Regions from separate parts of the Homo sapiens genome. Here region 1 is linked to region 2. The links are chromatin loops, found by intact Hi-C in ENCODE. Cell type or tissue: A673. All regions are shown on one strand. Each heading gives the region's core, and the rest is flanking DNA. Links, peaks and the distances in the headings are about the cores only. Region 1 overlaps LMCD1-AS1 (LMCD1 antisense RNA 1). Region 2 overlaps LMCD1-AS1 (LMCD1 antisense RNA 1).

Evidence for each region. A loop is a pair of places that touch in the nucleus more often than their neighbours do. Peaks named below come from ENCODE experiments on the same cell type or tissue, not always from the same donor. Only the 100,000 strongest peaks of a DNase experiment are listed, where the experiment ranks them.
Region 1: it touches region 2 in a loop (6-fold over the local background); 1 of 110 quality-filtered maps calls a loop at or near these places.

The regions. Positions count from the first base shown.
Region 1 is chr3:8,255,142-8,260,523 of GRCh38, forward strand. The region is part of intron 3 of LMCD1-AS1 (LMCD1 antisense RNA 1); the gene reads right to left. Among named protein-coding and RNA genes, the nearest start is that of LMCD1-AS1, 240 kb to the right of the region's middle. In A673, for the core only: no CTCF peak of the experiment used is centred there; DNase peaks (open chromatin) are centred at 810, 2,520, 3,020, 4,990 and 1 weaker place; H3K27ac peaks cover 4,871 bases.
Region 2 is chr3:8,414,381-8,419,762 of GRCh38, forward strand. The region is part of intron 3 of LMCD1-AS1 (LMCD1 antisense RNA 1); the gene reads right to left. Among named protein-coding and RNA genes, the nearest start is that of LMCD1-AS1, 85 kb to the right of the region's middle. In A673, for the core only: CTCF peaks have their summits at 3,198 (motif pointing left) and 3,398; DNase peaks (open chromatin) are centred at 2,801 and 3,191; H3K27ac peaks cover 3,333 bases.

The DNA of each region.
Region 1 (5,382 bases), core at 318-5,317, 160 kb before region 2:
GAGCTGCCTTCCTCTGCCACCACTAGACCTCTGCCAATGACTGACAGGCATGGGAACACAAAAAGCAGCCCCCTTTGCCTTACTTAGTGAGATCACCTTGAAGCTAGTCTTCACCTGAAACCACATTCTTGTGTAGTATTGTCCCCCTTCTCTGGAGCACAACTCTCCCCGCAGCAACCCAATCAATCTAGTGAGAATTCCTCTTTCAGGTTCTGCCTCCAGCAGGCCTTAATAAGACACCATTCTCCAAAGATTCTCAAGATGGAAAGGGACTGATCCCACCCCAGCTGCAGCACTCAATCAAAGCATTGCCTTCCTCTTAAGCATTGATGAATGGTTCAGGGATGGGCATGGGACCAACGCCAGGCCAATGACAGTCATATCTTGGAGAGGTAGGAACTAGGAAGCTAAGGAAGGAAAGCTCTTTTGGAACTAGTGAAAGTTGTTATTCAGGGCTGGAACTAGGGTGAAGTGAGCAAGACACTGCTCGCATGCAAAATCTAAAGTGGGTTATTTAAAAACTCAGGAATCAAGTAAAAGTTTAACTTTTTAAAAAATAAAAAATAATGCATGAAAATATAATAAACAACACATCAAAGTTTAAAACAAAGATAGGATCTGGATTATGCTGATTTTTCCTTTTGCCTGAGGCTTCAGTAGGCTCAATACGGCACTGCAACTTTGCCACCACTCTGGAGAGTCTGCTGACAATCCAGCCAAGACTGAGGAAAACAGAGCCAAGAGATGTGAAAAGATAAATTCCTGTTGACATACAAACTACCACATGGGATAGTGGTGAGGATTAAATAAGTTAATGCATGCAAAGCCCTTAAACATAGCCTAGCTCAGAGTAAGCCCAAGATAAATGTTGTTATGGTTTCTACTGTTGTCTCTTCTGTTGGAATTAATCTCTGCCTCCTCTGAACAACAACGGCATTATCTCATCACCATGTCTGTTCTCAAGTTCTACTCAGTAACAAGGGAGTATATGGTGCTAGGTAAGTAGGTAGGTTGGTTGGTTGGTAGGTAGGTAGATAGATATAATAGGTAGATAACAGAAAGGTAAGTAAAGGTAGATATAGGTAACATAGATAGAGACAGAGATAGAAAAAATATGGTTATAAAGAGATACCTAAATGTGGGCATGATGGTGGGTACCTATAATCTCAGCTACTCAGAAGGCTGAGACAAGAGAATAGCTTGAACCTGGAAGGCGAAGGTTGAGTGAGCCAAGATCCCGCCATTGCACTCCAGCTTGGGCGACAAGAGAGAAACCTCTGTCTCAAATAAAAAAGAGAGAGAGATAGCTAAATGATAGATAGTCCTATTTTTATTAGTTTCCTATCTCCTTGGGATAGGAATAATTTATTAACTTTCACTTACATTCCTTTTCCAAAAGTCTTAGGACTCAGTCCAATGCTTCTCACACACAAGCTATTATTTGTGTTAGCAGAAGGAAAGAAGATTGACATGAGAAAAGAGCCTGAGAAAACATCTATAAATCATGGGTCTTGTATCTTCTAGGGAGCCTACTGCAAATTATAGTATTAGATGTTGTGATATTTCTTACTGTGCATATTCCGACAGCTAAACTTGAGATTGCATAGTCTTAGCCACAGGAAGTATATCTCTCTTGTTCCTGCACTTATTCAAATCCTGCCAGTCATTGAGAACTGACTCAAGTACTGCCTTTTCATTGGCGATATCCCATTTACACAAGAACCTAGCCTTTGCTGCACCTCCCTTTCTTGCTTCCTGATGATGTATGTCTGGATCCACCATATAGCAATATTTCTCCACTTTGTCAATCCAAATTAGCTGTGTGTCCTTGGGCGAGTGCCCTGTGGACATGTTTCCTCATGTGTTAAAAATAAATGGTTTGGACCTGGTGGTGTCTGAGGTCCTTTCTGGCTAAACTTTTGGCTCTATGTTTCTCTTTTGCTGGCTTCTCACATCTCAGTGTGGGAGGAGACATTTTACCTTCACTGAACTGCTTGGCATCTGTTTATTTTTATCACAACCTTAGTGTTACTCTTTAAAGAAGATTTCTGTTTAAAAACAGTGCTGACTTATGTAGGGGAATAATTCCTTGAACTTAAATCACCTGTTGGCTCCCCAGAGCTCAAAGTGCTTTGCAGGCAATTGTCTCATTAATCATTGTGCCCTTTTCAGGATTAAAAAAAAAAAATCAAGAATAAAAGCTTTCCTCAAAGATTACCTGCTAGTCAGGGTGAGCCCAAAAGAAGGGCAGAACAAAGTCTTTCTGATGTTGTCTGTCTCCATGACTCAAGACACTACCAACCTTGTGAAGTCTGACATGATTGAATCTTGTACCCTGGTCAACGTGTGGAAAGCGATTCTTAGGACAATATGAAACATCAAGTCATGCAAACTTTAGACTAAATTTATCTTTGAAATACAATATGTGAAGATTTTATAATGAGGTGTGTGAAGATCACAAAACAAGCTAGGAATTCAATTCTGTAATCAGAGTGCCTGGGCTGAAAATTCTAAACTGAACCACAGAACAGCTGCAGGCTGTGGAAATTACTTTTCTTCCATAAAGAAGAAAGAAAGAAGGAAGGAAGGAAGGAAGGAAGGAAGGAAGGAAGGAAGGAAGGAAGGAAAAGAAAGAGAGAAAGAGAGAAAGAAAGAAGGAAAGAAAGGAAGGAAAGAAAGAAGGAAAGAAAGAAGGAAGGAAGGAAGGAAAGAAAGAAAGAAAAGAAAGAAAGAGGGAGGGAAGAAAGAGAGAGAGAAAGAAAGAGAGAAAGAAAGAGAAAGGAAGGAAGGAAGGAAGGAAGGAAGGAAGGAAGGAAGGAAGGAAGGAAGGAAGGAAGGAAGGAAGACTTTACTTTTACCACACTGGATTGTTTGTACGATTTAAATGAGAAAGCAGATTAAATTATTTCCTCTCCTCATTTGTTAGAGATTAAAGACTAAGTCTAGATAAACAACATGTCTACTAAGGAGAAGGCATGCTGAGGAGAAGGAAAGTTTTACTTTGTTGGTATTCTTTGGTATTAGCTTTCGCCAAGTATCTAGCATCCTATTAGCTCAGTGATTTCCAACAACAACAAAAAAAACCATTTATTTCTTGCTTGTGTTGCATGCAGACTTGAATTGGCTGTGACTGCTAGGCTCAGCCCCACATGTCTTCTCATACTAGGTCCCAGGTCTAAGGAAAAACCATGGTCTGGAACACTCTGATCTCATGATGCGAGGGCAAAGACAAGAGTAGCAAAGACAAACTACTTAAAGCTTCTGTTCAGATCTATTTCTTTGGCCAGAGAAAGTCACATGGTTGAGCTAAATGTCAATGAGGCAGGATAGCATATTAAGACTACAGAAAAGTCAGTCAAAAATGGAGCAGAAATAAATATTTGTGAATAATGCAACTTGTCATGCCTGCAACAACAAATGATAGCAAGCTTTTTGTGTTAATACGAGAAAATGGAAGTGGCCATATCAAGTAAATGCAGACTTTCCCTTACAGACTCTAGGGTGCCACAGAAAAACTACCGGTAGAATACATAGCTCCTAGCGTAGAGTTGGAGGAAAAAGTCAGAAAACAGGGTTTTTGGAGAAATGTGTTTGTTGCTTTTCGCACTTCAAATTCTAGTTGTAAGAGATATACACTTAAAATAAGTTTTTTTTGCTATTACCTGACTTCATTTAAGTTTATAAGAAAGCATTCAATATCATTTCTGAACAATCACATTCTTACCTTAGTGGCTAACTATGAATTAATATAGATCAAAAGCCAAAACTTAAGTCTAAGAGATATATCCACCTATATAGTCATTATCTCAGGTCTTATTTATTTGCCAGATAATAAGATTTATAACCAGGTTTGGTTATATTTTTAACTTTAGGCATCATTATGTATGAAAGCAATAATAATTTTTCAATGTTGCATTTTCAGTTGAGATACATTTCAGCCTTTTGAACAAACAAAACAAATTAGTTGAACATATTATTGGTTTGTGGGGGACAATGCATAAAAGAATCAGATTTTTATGTTCTTTCGTCCTGAAGAAAAAGTCAACAACCCTTTGCTCATTTAGAGATTTCACCCCTGGGATAACTAATTTCAGTCTACTACAAAATTCAATAGTACATATTTTAAAGGTATTATTCTTTTTTTTTTCTTTTTTTCTTTTTTTTTATTTTATTGAGACGGAGTCTCGCTCTCTCGCCCAGGCTGGAGTGCAGTGGTGCGATCTCGGCTCACTGCAAGCTCCGCCTCCCGAGTTCCCGCCATTCTCCTGCCTCAGCCTCCCGAGTAGCTGGGACTACAGGCACCCACCACCACGCCCAGCTAATTTTTTGTATTTTTAGTAGAGACAGGGTTTCACCGTGTTAGCCAGGATGGTCTCAATCTCCTGACCTAGTGATGAGCCCACCTCGGCCTCCCAAAGTGCTGGGATTACAGGCGTGAGCCACCACACCTGGCCTAAAGGTATTATTCTTGCTTTGATAACTGCAGCTTTACTTTTTATTGTTTAGCATTTTGTCACTAGCGAGAACATAGCTATGGCTTCTGGTTAAAAAACAAACTATTGAGGGGTAATGGAAACTAAATGTTCAATTTCAAATTGACAAATAAATATTGAGCCAATGATGAATTTTAATAACCAGAAACAGGGAAAATGTCTTAGTTGTCTGAGCAAGAAGGGACTCAGAGATACTCAGAGATTCTTCAGGCTCAAACTCCACTTTTTCTTTAAAGCCAAATATCTCTGTCTTGATCACTGTTTGGGAATTGAAGGCAAGATTGATGATATAGGAGGTAATCTGAGGAAAGTACATTGGTTTTTAAAGCCTCAACCCTGAAATAATACAAGCCCAGATGGGGATACTAAAGACCCCCTGTGACATTATCCCATTCTAATCTTTAATCCCAAACAGCCTGAAGTAAAAGCTGTTAGTGCATTAAATTTACTAGGATGAAAGAGATTAGTCTCAAGACCAGAAATAAAGCCTTTTGTTTACTACAGTGGAGCATGAAAGTGTTGTCTCTATTCCTTCCCACATAGAGTTTTGCAGTATCCTGATAACATCTCTTAAACTCATACTGTCATACTGAGGAGCATTTAATTTCCCATTACTTTAACCCTCTTGATATATGATAGTTTTGTGTGTGTGTGTGTGTGTGTGTGTGTGTGTGTAGTCTTGAGGTCTAGTTTTCTGAACTATCTGGCTCTAATACTATCTTTTCATTCACTATTAGCATATTTTTTGTTAAGCCTTTGGAAATAGTTATAATAATATTTTAAAATCCTTTTCTACTATTTCCAACTTCTGGATTATCTCGGAATCAGTCTCCACTGATTGTATGGTGTTTTTTCCTTTCTTTTATCTAGTAGTACAATATACTTTTAA
Region 2 (5,382 bases), core at 270-5,269:
TCCTAGATTTGATTTCAGAAGAGCAACTTTTGGTGCATTCTCTTTTTATTTATATAAAATTTAAGAGCCCAGAGAAAGGTGATTAATTAAATTGTTGGTTTTTGCAAAGTCAGGCTCTCCAGAAACATGCCTTATTATATGCAGGTGATTGGTTTATATGTAGAGATAGCCTCCTAAGCATGGGATTTGAAGGGCCAATTACAATATGACCACAAGCTGACTTCTTTAGTTAATTCCAATTCCTAGTGTTTCTATGAAAGTCTTCATTCAGGTAAATCTACCCATTTTAAGATTGTAACCCCTAATAATGAATAACAAAAATGCTGCTCTAGACGAAGCAATAGAACAATGAGAGGTTCATTTGTATCTCTCCAGACATCCAAAAGTGAACAGCAGACTGAAAATTCTGCCTGTGGTGACATATCAATTAGGGACATAAAGAGCTGCTTATTTAATAGAATCAATTAGGAGTCTCAACATCAAAAGGGCATCAAAAGAAAATAAATAAGTCACCTAGGGAAATACACAAGCACTGTGGATGTAAACTCTGTTTATGTTTTTTCAAGTTTAATTTTATCTTGACTTAGCGCAACCATCATTAAGCAAACATTTTTAAGTTCAATTGCCTCTTGAGTGAAGCCAGCTACCATCATTAGGCAAACATTAGGTTTGGGACATGTGTCAATACAAAAATGATTTGCTGTATTGTTTGCCACACTGATATAGAACAAATTCTGGGCCAGCTTGAGTATATCAGAGTCAGCTTGTTTTATCCTCAACTCACCACTTCCCCAACTCAACTCCAAAGCTCCTGTAGATCAGAGAAAATTTTCCATTCCCAGTGGTTTCTCTCCTTCTCCCCAATGCCTGTTATGACAGAAATGGGGGAGCTTGCTTCCCTTTTCTTCTTTTCCCTTAAGATTCAGTCAGAAGAGAGGGACTCCAACTCCAATTGGTTCAGTGATCTTTCCTTAGGGGACACATTTAACAAATCAAGCTCTCTTTGAGCTAGGTCATGTGTTGACCAATATAAAATTATAATTGTTTCTTGGACTATTTCTAGCTCAAACACCCTCAGTATCTGAACTGTAATCATATGTTGCCTTTTCGCTACTCTTCTAAAATTATCCTAGCACTACTCTGTATGAGAAAATTCATGCACAGAAGCTGACATCTGCTTTGTGTTTTCCATTCCAGTCCCAAGTCACAGATTCACAATGAGGACTTCAGCAATCTCCTGTACACTTACTTTAACATCCATGCTAATGCTCATGGCAAGCAATGGATAGAGTGGATTTTATTCAGGGCAGACCTTCTTAGTTATGGGTGTGAATCCCAAGGAAAACTCTCCAAAACTGTTGGCTGATATTCATGCGGCAAGGAGACCGGATCCAAGATATTAGGTTGTGAAAGTCAAGCCCCAGCCTCTTATGGGAAATTTTTATTAACGTTTTAAGGATCTTTTGCAAATTGAAGATGGCCATAAATTTATTTTAACACTTGTTCCTTCAAGAGAGATTTATTTTTTCAGCCCTTGAAGAAAGAGGACTGGCCTCTTCGACCAGTAAATAGGGCAGAAGTGATGATATGCCAGCCCTGGGCCTGGGCTTTTAGAAGACCGGCAGCTTCTATCTTGGTCTCTTGGAAGCCAACACCCAAGTGAGAACTGCAAAAACTCCAAGACTGTCCTGCTGTGAAAAGCCCAAGCCATGTGAGAAGACTCTGGGGATGTGACACCATGTAGAAAAGAAAGAGACCAAGAAGCATCAGGGTGTCTGACATGTAAAGGAAGACCCATCTTGAAAGCGAATCCTCCAGCCTCAGCTGCCCTCATGAATGCTAAGTGAACCAAAACAAACCACTCAGCTGAGCCTTTCCCAAATTCCTAATGCCAACAAAATTGTCAGCAATATAGGCAGGCTGTTAAAAACTATTGAGTTTGGGAATCATCTGTTATGAAGCTCTAGATGATTGGAGTATGACTGACCATGATTGGCCTATGAGAGGTTCTTTTCTTGCATATGACAAGTTTGATCCCACATCAGGGCCTTTCCATGTGCTTTTCCCTGGGATGCTCTTCTCCTAGGTGTTTTCCTGCCTAGATCCTTCTAATCATTCAGGTTGAGGATCAAACCCCTCTAGCTTGGAAAGGCCTTCTCTGACCACCCTATGTAAAGTGGGTGCATGTGAACACATGCCCTTAAGCCACCCTTTGGAAATTTCATTACTTGTTCATATGTTTACTAGTTGATAATGAAAGGAAATGCAGCTTTGCCTTCTCTATGTGTGGCCTTATTTCAATCACCCAGAACACTGTATGGCACACACAAGATATTCAGGAAATATTTGTTGGCCAAATTCATAGATAAATAATATATTTATCAAACACAAGGGAAAAAAGGAGATATAAGCATAAGTTGCCAGAATATTTGAGGAAACAAAATAGAACTCTGTCTTAGTCTGTTTGTGTTGCTATAAAGGAATATATGAGGCTGGGTAATGTGGAGAAAAAAAGGTTTATTTGGCTCATGATTCTGATGGCTGGAAAGTTCAAGATTGGGCGTCTGCATCTGGTGAGGGCCTCAGGCTGCCTCCACTCATGGCAGAAAGGGAAGGGGAGCTGGTGTGTGCAGAGATCACATGGGCAGAGGGACAGCAAAAGAGAAAGGAGGCGCAAGGCTCTTTTTAACAACCTGCTTTTCAGGGAACCCATAGAACAAGAACTCACTACCATGAGGACAGCTCCTAGCCATCCATGAGGGATCCGCCCCCATGACCAAACCCCTCCCACCAAGCCCCACCTCCAACGCTGGGGATCAAATTTCATCATGAGGGTTGGGAGGAAGAACATTCAAACTATAGCAATCTCCGAGAGGAAAAAGTTATAAATTGTGATAAGATTATGTTGTAATAAAGCAAATAAAAGCTTTTATCCCTCATTTACCTGGTTCTTGAGGTTCTTAAGTTTCCAAACTAAGAATCTAAAGGAATGTTTTAAAATTTTCCTTCCTGATTCTCCAGAGTAAAGACCTCAGACATTAAAATATCATTTACAACAGACATTATTATACAGCAACGCTTCTCGCTTAAATGCAACCCGTTCTTCTCACCTCAGGACTCAAATTTAAAAGGTATACTAAGGTGCTAATTTGTTAAGCTAAAACCCCGAAATCAAAGCTATTACCACAGTGCCACCTTGTGGCTAATGCTGATTCTGCACTTTTTTATTTTTTAGTTTTTTTGAGACAGGGTCTCACTGTCATCCAGGCTGGAGTGCAGTGGCTCAATCATAGCTCATTGCATCCTTGAACTCTGGGTTCAAGCAATCCTCTCACCTCAGCCTCCTGAGTAGCTGGAACTACAGGCACATACACCACACCTGGATAATTTTCTTTTCTGTTTTTGTTTCCTTCTTTTTTTTTTTTTTTTTTTTTGAGACAGAGTTTCGCTCTTGTTACCCAGGCTGGAGTGCAAGCAATCTCGGCTCACCTCAACCTCCACCTCCCAAGTTCAAGTTATTCTCCTGCCTCAGCCTCCCGAGTAGCTGGGATTACAGGCATGTACCACCATGCCTGTCTGATTTTTTTTTTTTTTTTTTTTTTTAGTAGAGATGAGGTTTCTCCATGTTGGTCAGGCTGGTCTTGAACTCCCAGCCTCAGATGATATGCCCGCCTTGGCCTCCCAAAGTGCTGGGATTACAGGCATGAGCCACCATGCCCGGCCTTGTTTTCTTTTTTTATAGATCAGGGTCTCAAACTCCTGGCCTCAAGCAATCCTCTTGCCTCTGCCTCCCAATGTGCTTGGATTATAGGCGTGAGCCACTGCACCGAGCAACATATTTTTCTTTTAAAACCAACTGGGAATGAATATAACTTTATATAACACCAGGTTATATAAAGTGTTTGGTGCGCATGATCTTACGTGAGATGTGGTCATTCTGAGGTCAGTAGTGTCATCCCTATGTTATGGAGATTAGGAGAGAGAAAAGGACTGTGACAAATACTTACTGATACCCAATGTGTGCTGTGTTATGCAAGGGCTTTTGAATAGCTTCTGTCTCTTAATACTTGAAATTATACTGGGATTTTGATACTATCCTCCTTTTTGTACATAAGCACATTTGTGCATGATAATGTTACGTGTCTTGTCATACATCTAGTAAATGAAGATTGGTCCCAGTAATACTGACCCCTGGAGCTGTTTTCAATCTATGGTATAGCATTGCCTCTCCCACAAAGTTAAACTTCTTCACCAAGTTTGACAAGCCTGTCAATTTGAGACAAAACTCAAACCCCAGACTTCTGGCTCTAATGTTCATTCATTCAACAAACACTCACTGAGCTCTGATATGGTTTGGATCTATGTTCCCACCAAATCTCATCTCAAACCGTAATCCCTAATGTTGAAGGTGGGGCCTGGTGGGAGGTAACTGGGTCGTGATGGTGAATTTCACATGAGTGGTTTAGCGTCCCTCCCTCGGAACTGCCCTCATGTTAGTGAGTTCTCACAAGATCTGTTTATTTAAAAGTGTGTGGCACCTCCCCACTCTTTTGCTCCTTCTCCAGCCATGTGATGCGGCTGCTCCCCCTTTGCCTTCCACTATGATTGTGAGTTTCCTGAGGCCTCCCCGGAAGCCAAGCAGATGCCAGCATCGTGCTTCGTGTACAGCCTGAAGAACCACGAACCAATTAAATCTCTTTTCTTTATAAGTTACCCAGTCTCTGGCATTTCTTTATAGCAATGCAAGAATGGACTGATACAAGCTCCTACTGCATGCAGAGACTGTGCTGGACACCAAGGATATGCCAGCAAACTGTCTATCATTATGTTCTTTCTATAGCCTTAGAAAACCAAGTATCACCCATGTCTTTCAAAGTTTGGCCCACATATCAAAATCCAGTAAGCTCTAGGAAATTCTGGATGATGTGTTCATTCATTCACTCATTCATTCAATAGTCATTAAAAACCTGGAAAAAAGCCTACTGTGGGCAAAAGCAGAGGTGGTTCCTGGCATCATGGAAATTATATCCTGGTCGAGGAGAAAGACATTAATCAAGTAATCACAATAAAATGCAAAATTCCCATACGGTCAACACAATACAACTCTCCTAATTAAATGCTCTTATGTACCACACAAAAGCATGTGATTGGGAGAGTTGACCAGTTCAGGAGGTCAGCTCACACGCCCCTGAAGAAGTGATGACGGGCCAATAGGACAAGTAGGAGTTAGGAAGGAAAAGGGGGAAGGAAAGAATTCCAGGCAGAGGGTTCTGAGGTGCAAAGGCCCTGAGACACTTGTGAGAGATGATATGTGTATGATCCTAAAACTAAAATCCTTTCCCAGGGCTTCTGCCTTACATTAGAAAATGGAAATACATTCTC